2 separate regions of the Homo sapiens genome follow, and region 1 is linked to region 2. The links are chromatin contacts, found by Hi-C or POLR2A ChIA-PET in ENCODE. All regions are on one chromosome and are shown on one strand. The core of a region is the stretch at or near the end of the contact, and the rest is flanking DNA. Distances in the headings are between cores, read along the strand shown.

The links. A loop is a pair of places that touch in the nucleus more often than their neighbours do. ChIA-PET counts read pairs that join two places held with the same protein, here RNA polymerase II (POLR2A). Pooled maps may share reads with other maps.
Region 1: a pooled map shows a loop between it and region 2 (3-fold over the local background). The contact joins two enhancer-like sites. A Hi-C loop is called at or near these places in 1 of 168 maps with a recorded cell type or tissue (gastrocnemius medialis), 3 of 37 single-sample maps with no recorded cell type and 11 of 50 pooled maps. POLR2A ChIA-PET finds 5 or more read pairs at or near these places in 3 of 52 experiments (MCF 10A, OCI-LY7 and activated CD4-positive, alpha-beta T cell).

The regions. Positions count from the first base shown.
Region 1 is chr5:141,603,110-141,608,916 of GRCh38, forward strand. All of the region lies in intron 1 of DIAPH1 (diaphanous related formin 1), which reads right to left. Among named protein-coding and RNA genes, the nearest start is that of DIAPH1, 13 kb to the right of the region's middle. RefSeq lists an enhancer at 2,527-2,606. Within about 2 kb of position 1,387, at least 26 of the 41 ENCODE cell types and tissues checked have a DNase peak (open chromatin) inside an H3K27ac peak, as active enhancers do; they include OCI-LY7 and gastrocnemius medialis, where a contact is called at or near this core.
Region 2 is chr5:141,527,585-141,533,262 of GRCh38, forward strand. DIAPH1 (diaphanous related formin 1) reads right to left here. Exons shown (of 28, transcript NM_005219.5): 20 at 2,019-2,113; 21 at 1,588-1,689; 22 at 1,118-1,357; 23 at 869-998; 24 at 1-113. Among named protein-coding and RNA genes, the nearest start is that of DIAPH1-AS1, 28 kb to the right of the region's middle. Within about 2 kb of position 2,372, at least 22 of the 41 ENCODE cell types and tissues checked have a DNase peak (open chromatin) inside an H3K27ac peak, as active enhancers do; they include OCI-LY7 and gastrocnemius medialis, where a contact is called at or near this core.

The DNA.
Region 1 (5,807 bases), core at 137-2,636, 75 kb after region 2:
CTGAAGATTACCTAGCAGTCCCCAGAAATGGAAATGATAGGCTCATGTTCTCCATGACCACTGAGGAAAAAGTGCTGAAGGATTAGGTAAGACTGTAGCAGCTCCTCCATTTGGTTCAGAGTGCCTCAGCAGCCCCACAGCTAAACTAAGCACTGGAGAGTTAAACTCATTAGTTCCACAATGTATACATATATCAAAACATCATGTTGTATACCATAAACAATTTGTATGTCAATTATACCTCAATAAAGCTGAGAAAACATAAATAAATAATAAACTTGTTAGAATTCATACAACAGCCAACAAAGGAAACATAGTAAAAGACAGTCCAATATCTTTTATTCCTAATTAAAAGAGTTCTATCAATCTACCCCTGCCTTCCAAAATCAGCATCTTTTTCCTAACCCCACCCGGGAACAATGAAAGATTCTAGGCAGTGGCCAGTGTCAAGCACAAGTTAGAAATGCCGTATAAAGAACAGTAGTAACTGTAGTCCATTCTGTATTTCAATAATTTGCTTATAAATTTGAAATAATTTACTTATAAATGTAAAGCAACTAACTTAATGTCCTGCACAACTGTCTAAAACTGTTGGTGAGTCTGCTTTCCAATAAACCTTATTTCCCAATTATAATTAAAATGAGGGGAAAACTATCTTAATATTAGAATTGGATCCTCTAACAGGTCCAAAGTATCACTTCTCTAATAGTTCAAGAAGGCAAGTACCTTGGGGAAAGGGAAAAAGTAACTTTTTGCCTACAGCTCAGCTCATCCTAAAGCCCTGCAACTGGCAGCCGGCATCCTAGGTAGTTGATAGCCCAGAGGGAAGGAGGAAAGGCCACGCTGGTATCACTATTCCAGCACAGCAGAACAGGTAGAAACCGGGCTGAGGATGCTGCATTCCTCCAAGTCCATCCATACAAACTGCCAGTCCTTGCACTATAAAGCACACATGGTTTGGGCAAACAAGCTGCCAACAGAGAAAGTGCTCAGAGTCTGGAAGTCCTACTTTCCTATCAAGTATCACAAGGTGTAGCAGGCACACCGGTATCTTCTGCTGTTCAGAAGGTGAAAGCCAGCATGCATAGTCTGTCATTTGGTGACAGAACAGTAAGCAAAGCTTCCTTCCTTTCAAACATTCTAAGGTTCCAATACAACTTTTGAATACATATACAGGAAACAAAACATAATGTTAACCAATTTTTCCAAAATTTCAACATATTTCTCAAGCTTCAAATATTGATACTTGCTCTTCCTTTCTTACTAGGCCTCTCCCTCTGCTGCCTAAGCTTAGAGAAGACTATGATCACTCCTTTAAAAAAAGGGGTGTTGTCCATTCATTTAGAAATAGTCAGTGACTCAGGAATGCTGTTTCCCAATCGCCGTAGCAACTGTCTTCTCCTCCCATGTTATGATGTGAGTAGCAGGACATCTACTCTTCCTCAAGGGTGGGCATGTGTGTGACACACCCAAAGCCTAGCAGACAGCAGGAAGTTTCTGCAACTGCTACCGCTTCTACATACAGGCACCAAGTATGAGGACACCTTGTTTTAAATCCCATTCCTAAAGTCCTTTCATTTCTAAATAATCTCTTTTTTGTATCCTCACACCACTCCTGAATACCCAGAAATAATCCTACCCCTACTGACAACCGCTTAACTAATCCAAAAATTATACTACTACTCAATAAGCCAGACTTGATCCTACGAAACCACAGAAAATATTTTTTGGCCCGGTACACATTCAGAATAAGATTTTGAAAAAATCTTAGGGAGGAGGGGAGATGAGCATGAAGATGAAATCTTATTATTTCTCTACCACCAGAAATATAAGTGTTAAAATAAGGTTGTTCTGATACTTCTAGCAATTGTACTTGTGTTGAACTATGTTCTAACACAAACACACACAGAATTTCATGCCAAAGTACTTAGGATCTAAAGAAACTTCCATATATCATGTACTGTTCTCTTTGGTTCTAACCATTAAAAAAAATTAATTTCTGAAAAACAAAGTATGGGACTGTTTTACTCTTTTTATATACATTTGTATTTTCTTAGAAAAAAACTATCACTTTTAGAATACACATACATTTCCATTTCAAATTAAGGTGGCAATTTTCAAAGATTAGAAAGCTGGAAAATTTTTATGACACTATTTTAAAAGCAAAAAACATCTGTAAACTATAAAGGCAATGTTGTAAAAATATTTGTGCATAGAGATAATGACTAAAATATACAAAGACTGTAAAATAAAAATGAAAAATAGAAATTTAGGGTTCTTACGTATTGTTTCAAAAATATATATGTGTTTTCAAAAAAAAAGCACACACAAAAAATCATTAGCACATCATCTAAAAGCAAAACATCATCATCCAATTACCATAGGCAAAATGCCTATCAGTATTTACTCTTCTCCAGTGGTATTTTGCTTAAGGAAACACTCCTGACAAGGCACAGTTACAAAGTTTAGGTATGACAATGCAATGTGAGAAAGAATACTGAGAAGAATATTAGTGGAGTCTAAAACCTAGGTCATCTAATTACACGACTTTGAGCAACTTAATACCACTAGGCCTCAGTGTCCTCCTAATTTTAAGAGGCTGGGTCAGATCATTTCTAGGGTCTCTTCCGACTCCTTAAAGACTATACTTAGGTACTACTGCTCTTTTTGAGGGCAGCCCAATGCCTGCTGCTTGCCTGATAATACATATCCTACAGTGGCTTCTCACCACTTCTTCTTGCGGTTTCAATCACAGGAAACAGACGTCACCCACAGACCTAGAAGTAAGTAACGAACAGCCCTGGCGGATGCAAAGAGCTGCCAACTAAGACCAACTCCCATCTTTTAAAAATACAAGAATCAAGAAAGAAATCACTAGAGACCTCTAAGCCTGACACACATCTTTCACAAAAACTAAGAAAACTAAAAATATCCCTCTAGGCCCCATGCAAAATGAAATAATTTTAGAATAGTCCAAAACTATTTTGCTTCTATTGCCAAATGAAGGAACTGAAGGAATTCTTATAGCTCTGGGTGGGAGTATATGTGCTTATGAAAAAAATGGTGCACTCCTACTGCCACTAGTACTTTTTGTGGATATCCAGACATACCCTGAGGACTTGAAAACTCTTCCTTGTTCTCTTCATTTAATACTCAATGTAAACCTTTCTGTAGCCATTAAAGATCATATTAATAGATTCAAATAATATGGGAACTTAGCAATTATTCACTTTAAATGTATGTAACAATCCCTAAGGGCACTGAGTCAAATCCTGCTTTCATTTTTATTTATTTATTTATTTTGAGACAGAGTCTCGCTCTGTCGCCCAGGCTGGAGTGCAATGGCACAATCTCGACTCACAGCAACCTCCACCTCCTGGGTTCAAGCAATTCTCCTGCCTCGGCCTCCCGGGTAGCTGGGACTACAACTGGGCACCACCACGCCTGGATAATTTTTGTATTTTTAGTAGAGACGGGGTTTCACCATGTTGGCCAGGCTGGTCTTGAACTCCTGGCCTCAGGTGATCTGCCCACCTCGGCCTCCCAAAGTGCCTGCTTTCATTTTTAATAATAAAAGTTGATAGCCTTACACTATGTAAAATAACATAAGAGTTTTTTTTAATCCTACAGACATGTTCTTTCATTAAACACAAGTCAAAACTATCTCTCCAGAGATGAATAATAATCTCTTCTCAACAGAGTTCTTCTGGTCACATATAGTTACATTAGTGATTCTCTCTGCCCCATAGTTACTTTGGTGAGAGAGAATTAATGTTTTCAAAACTGTCAGTCTCCTATATTAGATCACAGAAACAGAGAGCCTTGAAAATAATCAAGATTCCCAAGGCTATTAAAAAAAAAAAAAAAGGAAGCAAACCTTAAGATGAGAAAAAAGAAAAAGATTCCCAAGGTTAACATTAAAACTAAAATATAAAATACATAAAGGATATTAACTAACATGAGCTAAATACTACCACTACTCTTAGAAACCTTACAATCTAGATGGGAGATAAGACCCCAAAATAAGATATAAACATATATTTTTGCATTCAAGAAAGACAGAAGAATACTTCAAATAAGTATGCAATCAAAAGCTAAATCGTACTGTATTAAAGAACATTTAGAAGAAACAACAGGGCCCAAAGATAGACTCAGATTGTTTCAACAATGGCATTACCTATCTGAGCCCATAATTTTCTTATACATCCTTGAGATCCAGCTGAAGAGTCACGCCTTTTAAAATCTAATTTCTGAAAGTCTAAAAAGATCGATGTATTAAAATTGGTAAGGACTGAAAATCAAATAAACTTAACTTTTTAAACTCCATCTACGTAGCGGAAATAACTTGCTGAAAACTGACCTTAACACTATTCCTTCTTGGATATTCCAATGTACTTACTGTCACCACCACTTATCACATGGCCAAAAACGGACATCAACATGTATTACAACCTGTTACAAAATGTTAAATTTCAATCCTGCTTTCTGCAGGTTTTTATAGAAAGGGAACCTTAAAGCCCTTACCAGGGATAAAATAATTTCTATGAAGTGGCTTTACCTTTCTTAAATGGTTCTACTAAACCTCATATAATTGCTATAATCAGGCCATTTCTCTTTACTACAGCCACATATTCACACCTAAGCCTTTGTTCTACTGCTCCCCATCTCATGAATTCTTTCCCTCTCTACTCTGCCAAATCTTGGATTTTATTCAAGGCCCAGTCATATCCCCCATCTTCTAGGAAGCTAAGTTAACACTGCCCGCAATTACATTCTGGGTCATTTACAGTATCTGGGGCATTAGCAGAGATGTTAGAAATGATTCATAATAACCCCCTAATTTTACAAAAGATAAAAAGATGAAGAAAAGTAAAATAACTTGCTTAGAGTTCACATGGTTAATTAGTGGTAAAGACACAACTAAGCAGCTACATATGGAAAGAATAATTCAGACAGGGTGGGAGATAAAGGTTCTATTTCTAGTTTTAAATTTGGACAGATCACTTGTCTAGTCAACATTTCTTAATCTATAAAGTAAAGGGGTTGATAGCTGGGCCCGGTGGCCTGTGCCTGTATCCCAGCTACTCTGGAGGCTGAGGTGGGAGGACTGCTTGAGCCCAGGAGTTCCAGGCTGCAGTGGGCCATGACTGCACCACTGCGCTCCAGCCTGGGCAACAGAGTAAGACTCTGACTCTTAAAAAATAAAAAATAAAGGGGTTGAATTAGATAATTCTTAGCATCCTTTTGACTCCAGCATTCTAAGATTTTGAAACTTAGGCCTTCTGTCAGTCCAATAGCCTTTCCACTTAATTCCCTCACTTCTATGAATTTCTACAGCATTTAAAGTCTAAGATCACAGCCTTAGAGCTTTTTCTATCCCTCTTTTATAGACGTGGTTGAAATTACAATTTCTTAAAGAGCAAGAACTGAACCTGATAGGACAGTCTCATGACTTCTTGGTCAGTCTTTGGATCTAGAGTAGATACATGTAGACTCAGGAAATCAACAGAAACTCTTCCCTACTCCTCACCACTAGTCACCAGAAACAAATCCCAGTTCCAGGTACTTGGACCTCTGTGGCAATGTCTTAATTATTAACCACTGGCAAATAACTGCCAGGTCTAAAGAACAAACTTCAGCAGTTCCCAGACTCAGAAGAGATCCTGGTTATTAGCCATTTGCAATCATTACAACAGTCAAATTTCAGGAGCACAAACAGAGGTCTTTAAGAATACCAAACGTCAAATTTAAAATATAAAAAGGATAACTATAGAGACAGTCTAGTAACAGCTTCCCCCTTCCTGTAA
Region 2 (5,678 bases), core at 1,122-3,621:
AACAAACTTGTCTTTTTCATCTGTGGCAGCTGGGAAATTCTGAACATCACGTTCCACATCAGAAATTTGTTTCTTCATCTGATCTAGGTTCTTTTGCAAGTTTTCAGCAGAAACTAAAAAAAAAAAAAAAAAAAAAAACCATAAAAACAGACAGCAAGAGCTTACTAATAATCCCAGCCTCAACACCCCTTAGTTTCACCTTTCAGAGCATAGCTTCAGTCTATACACACATTCTGGTACTTAATAATTTTAGTTCCTTATGTACTTTAGTTGTGTCACATACTTAAGTTTTCATCTTTCCAGTGAAACTATAAATTATTTGATCATTGAACCTCCAGCCTTCACAAGGTATGCAGTACTAGGAACAGAAGAGAGACTTCATTTAATTTAACATGAATCTATGAAATCCCCTGAGATCTTGGTCTCATTTATTTTAGAGAACAGGGTTTGGGAGGAAGGAGATATACATAGAAATATAGAGGCGGGGGCAGAAATCTGTTCCAATTTCCAGTGAATGCTGCTTTTTCTTTGTCTAGTTCCAGGACAGTGAGGCCTAATTTTTGTTAATGTAGTCTATGTTTTCTTAATGAAAAGAACTATTAACCTAGACTAAAAACACCTGCCTTTCTAGCTGTTTTTTGGTGTTTGGTGTTTCCTTAGGAAGAGAAAGAGTGCTTCCTATTTCTACACATAAAGATCTCTCCTCAGCCATACGCTCTGCCCTTGTGACTTAGGCACCATGCCTAAATCCTATCTCATTTCCACTTGAAATAGTCTGAACTGAAAATGCTCTCACATCTAGACTGTGTCTTATTTCCCTCCCCATGCAGAGACTTTTGGGCTCTAGCTTCATTCCAAACTGCCCCACCTCGGCTGGCTTTCTCCACATGGGCAAGCTCGTCTGGAAACTTGAGGACATCGGGATAGTCATTCTCACACAACTCAGCCAAGAAGTGTAACAACGTCATCTTCTGATCTGTGGACTTGGTGTCTCGAAGCTTAGAGAAAGAGGAGAAACTGTTAAATCCTGACATGTCCAAGATGGCCTCCTGCCAACACTGAACTCATAGAGGCTACAGCCTTCCTTGTGTTGTCCTGCCCTACCTCTTTGGCTCACCTTACAGAGGAAGCTGATATTGAAGCCAAAAGCACCAGCATTTCTGGAGCCAGCATTCATGTAATTTCCAACAAGCAAGGTAATCTCTAGGAGATTGGAAAAGCTCTCACTCTTACGTAACTCCTCACATGCAGCAGTGACAGACACAATCTCTGGCTTGATATTCTCCACTTGCTCGCTGAATTGTAGCTTGAAGAGAATGGCATTGAGGCGAGGCCGCAGTCGGGGCACAGTGCCCATCTAGTAAAGAACACAAGCAGTTCCATTACAGTCAAAAGAGGGGGAAGTCAGAAAAAGATACACGCTTGAGCCTCCTATGGGAGGATCACAGCTCCAGAGCAGGGAGAAGAGAGAGATTAAGACAGGTTCAAAAACAGACAAGCGGCAAGGAGCATATGCCCAGGCTGCTCTCTAGAGGGGAGGGGAATACAGGAGGTGGAAAACCGCTTACTGCCACAGGCCTCACTCACCACCACGCCAAACTGCTCTGACTCAGCCAGGTCATCATATTCATCCTTCAGTTCAGAAAGCATTTTTAACTGCTCTGGCTCTGGCATTTGCTTAATGAGGTTCTGAAAGACAGAAGAGACATCTCAGCTGGAGGGGAATTCGCTAACAACTCAAGCCTAAACAACTTTTACTCTGTTGTCAGTCCCACACTCTGCTCAAGGACCATACAGAAAGAAACATATGGTGGGAGAAGAGAGGCAGCTACTGAGATGGGGGTACTTTTGCAAAATATACCAGAAGTAATCTGACCACCAGAGAAAAGGCAGTTTCTCAAAGCCAGCATTCATAAGTCAGCAATGCTGGAGGAGGATCCTCTTCATCTACACAGAGATGAGGCCAGTGCCCAGCGACACAGAAGAGCCTGCTCCAGCAGAACCACCTTACTCCTTACCTGGATCATAGACTCAGTCAGAACAGCCTCATTCACCTCCAGGATGACATTCTTAATCTCTTGATAGGGCATGCGGAAGGAACCCAAAAAGATTGCTGCCAGAAAATGAGATATTAAGACATGTTCTTCTCGGTCTGTTCCCGCTTCCAACCCATCCTGCAAACCTATGCTGGATAATCTTCCTAACAGGGCTCTTTTAGGCCAGGCACAGTGGCTCATGCCTGTAATCCCAGCACTTCGGGAGGCCAAGGTGGGCGGATCGCTTGAGCCCCAGAGTTTGAGACCAGCCTAGGCAACATGGGGAAACCTCATCTCCACAAAAAATACAAAAACTAGCCAGGCGTGGTGGTGTGCACCTGTAGTCCCAGCTGCTCGGCAGGCTGAGGTGGGAGGATCACCTGAGCCCAGGAGGTCAAGGTTGCAGTGAGCTGTGACCGCACCACTGCACTCCAGCCTGAGCAACAGAGCGAGACCCGTCTCAAAAAAGTATATATACGTCAAAGACTTTCACCCCACTCTACTTTAGTTCCCCACTCTCAGGACGTGATCCTCAAAGCTGCCTTGACCTTAAACCACCATATCCTATTCCCTAACAAATACATCCTGTTTTTTCAACTCTCCCTTTCTAATCTCTCACTTGACTCTTCAGCCTTATCAGGACCTCTCTTTCCAGTCTCCTGACCATTCTGTTTTCACTGATATATCAGTTCCACTCTGCCTTTCCTATTTCATTAGGAGCCTCTAAACCATCAGTTCATTTGCTCTCTACTATGACTCCCATTAGTATTATTACTCCTACTATTACCTTTCTTTTGCTTCCTTCTCCTTCTGGGTCCCTGGTCAGTCTAGCCATTTCATTTCTCTACTCTGACACCTAGGCTGATGCGGACTGGAGTCTATGAATTTGCAGTAGCACCAATGATAACTGGGGCCTCCGCGCTGTTAGCAATTCTCTTTGTGTGTCCCAATTCCACTTTCTCCCACCCTTCTTGGCAGGTCCTCCAACATATTCCCACTTTCCCCACTGCCCCACCACTTCCCCATTTGTTCCAGGAAGACCCTGCTCCTCTTCACTGAGAAAAATCAAAGCCACTGGTCAAATTACTTGCTCAGCTTTCTCTTATCCTACTTAAAAATAAAGCACTAGGGCTCTTGGTTAGAGCCAGACTAGAAAAGACTCAGATAAGCCTTTTGGAATCGCCTAGAAGAAAACTATACCAACATTTTCGTAAGCTTATAGGAGGCATGTGTTCATATATTTACGTCTAAGTATATATACTCCCATGTACTCATCCTTTCCTCATGTGTCAACAGAAGAGGCAGCCCCACAGACCTTTCCCTTCATCATATATACATAATCAAGTTTTTTAAATCTTACTCAATGTTCCTCTCTAAATTACCAGTTTCTCTTTCTTTCACTTTATAGCAATCTAAACTAGCCTATTCTCTCTCACTTCCACGACTCTGATTTATTCCATAACCACAAAGCCAATGAAAAGATGGCAGCCACTTAGAGAATATACTTTAAGTAAGACACCAACCTGCTACCTCTCACATCCACCTCCCCGAAAAGACAATCTGTTCCTGCTGAATTTTCCTATTTCAGTAAATGGTACCACTTTCCGCAGAGTGACCTAAACCTCAAAGCACCTTCTCCTTTATCCCAAGTCAATCACTAAATTCCATTAATTTTACCTTCTCTCTCTCTCTCTCTTTTTTTTTTTTGAGACAGCATCTCACTCTGTTGCCCAAGCTAGAGTGCAGCAGTGCAGTCATAGCTCATGGCAGCCTGGACCTCCCAGCCTCAAGCAATCCTCCACCCACCTCAGTCTCCCAAGTGGCTGGGACTATAGGCATGCGGCACCACATCTGGCTAGTTTTTTATTTTAATTTATTTATTGCTTGAGATGAGTCTCACTCTGTCACCCAGGCTGGTGTGCAACGGCATGGTGTTGGCTCACTGCAACCTCCGCTTCCCGGGTTCAAGCGATTCTCCTGCCTCAGCCCCATGAGTAGCTGGGATTATAGGCGTGCTCCACCATGCCCAGCTAATTTTTCTATTTTTAGTAGAGACAGCATTTTGCCATGTTGACCAGGCTCGTCTCGAACTCCTGACCTCCAGTGATCCACCTGCCTCAGCCTCCCAAAGTGCTGGGATTACAGCCATGAGCCACTGCACCTAGCCTAATTCTACCATCTTAATATCCTCTCCCTCTCTTATTCTCATCACCTTAGTTTCAGGCCCTGATCACATCTCACCTAGTTTAAAACAATGACATAACTCATCTCTGCCTATAGTCTCCCCTTACCTTAGCAATCCAGCCTCAAAATCACTGCCAAAGCAGCCTTCCTAAAAATTACACAGGATAAAAAGCAATCCAGCCTCAAAATCACTGCCAAAGCAGCCTTCCTAAAAATTACACAGGATAATCTCACTCATTTTCCTGATTTAAACTTTACTCAGTTGTACTCAACTACTTGCAGTTCCTGAACTGCACAATGTTATCTCATGCTCTCATACATGCTGATCCCTCTCCTGAAACAAGCCAACCTTCCCGCCTTCACTTAATTTTTTGGTTTTTTTTTTTGAGACGGGTCTTACTCTGTTGCCCAGGCTGCAGTGCAGTGGTGCAATCACAGCTCACTGCAACCTCAAATTCCTGGGCTCAAGTGATCCTTCTGCCTTAGCCTCCTGAGTAGTTGACTACTGGCACACGCCACTGTGCTCAGCTAGTATTTTATGTTTTGTAGAGACAGGGGTCTTGCTTTGTTTCCCAGGCTGGTCTTGAACTCTTGGTCTCAAGCAATCTTCCCACCTCAGCTTCCTGCTGGGATTACAGGAATGTGCCACCATGCCCAGCCTCCTTAATTCCTTAATTGGTCTTTCAACTCAGTTTAAGTAGTACCTCCTTTAGAATATCTTCTGGGATTTGCCCCTCCAACACTGCCCCCACTTGATTTAGATCCCTCCCTTCCTAGTACTCTCATAAACATTCTAGCATACCTCCATCATAGCATTTATTAATCTGCACTGTTATCATCTGCCTTTCTGTCTTTACCAAATACGTGGCTCATGCAGACAGGGACTATTGTCTTATTCAGCTTTGTATCATTAGCACATGAGAGACATTTAATCACTAAATTCCATCTTCCAGACCATCCTATCCTATACTACTCTCAATTTTCTTTTCTTAAATTCTGTTTTCCATATCAATATCATAACACTAGAAATCATAATGTACTACACCATTGTCTTTCTTGTATCATTTTTTAAACCAATTACTCATGTCTTATGTTCCTAGAGATACTCTTGGGAAGAGGAACTGACTCACAATACTTTAATCTCCATAAGACTTCACCACAGACACTATGTAGTAATAGTTATTGACAATAATTTAAGATTATATAATCAAGAATAATGTGACAGTTTACTGGTCTCATTGTATCACTGACTTTACTTATGGGTATGTGTACTTATTGGCTGTGTGATCTGGGCACTTCGCATCATTTAAACTTTGGTTTTCTCATTTGGATAAACAGGGACAATAACTGCATCACAAGACTATGAGTGGGTTTTACGGAAAATACCCTTTCATCTCTGGAACACATGCCTAATAGAGCCTATAACATAGCAGACCCTGAAATATTTGTCAAATAAAT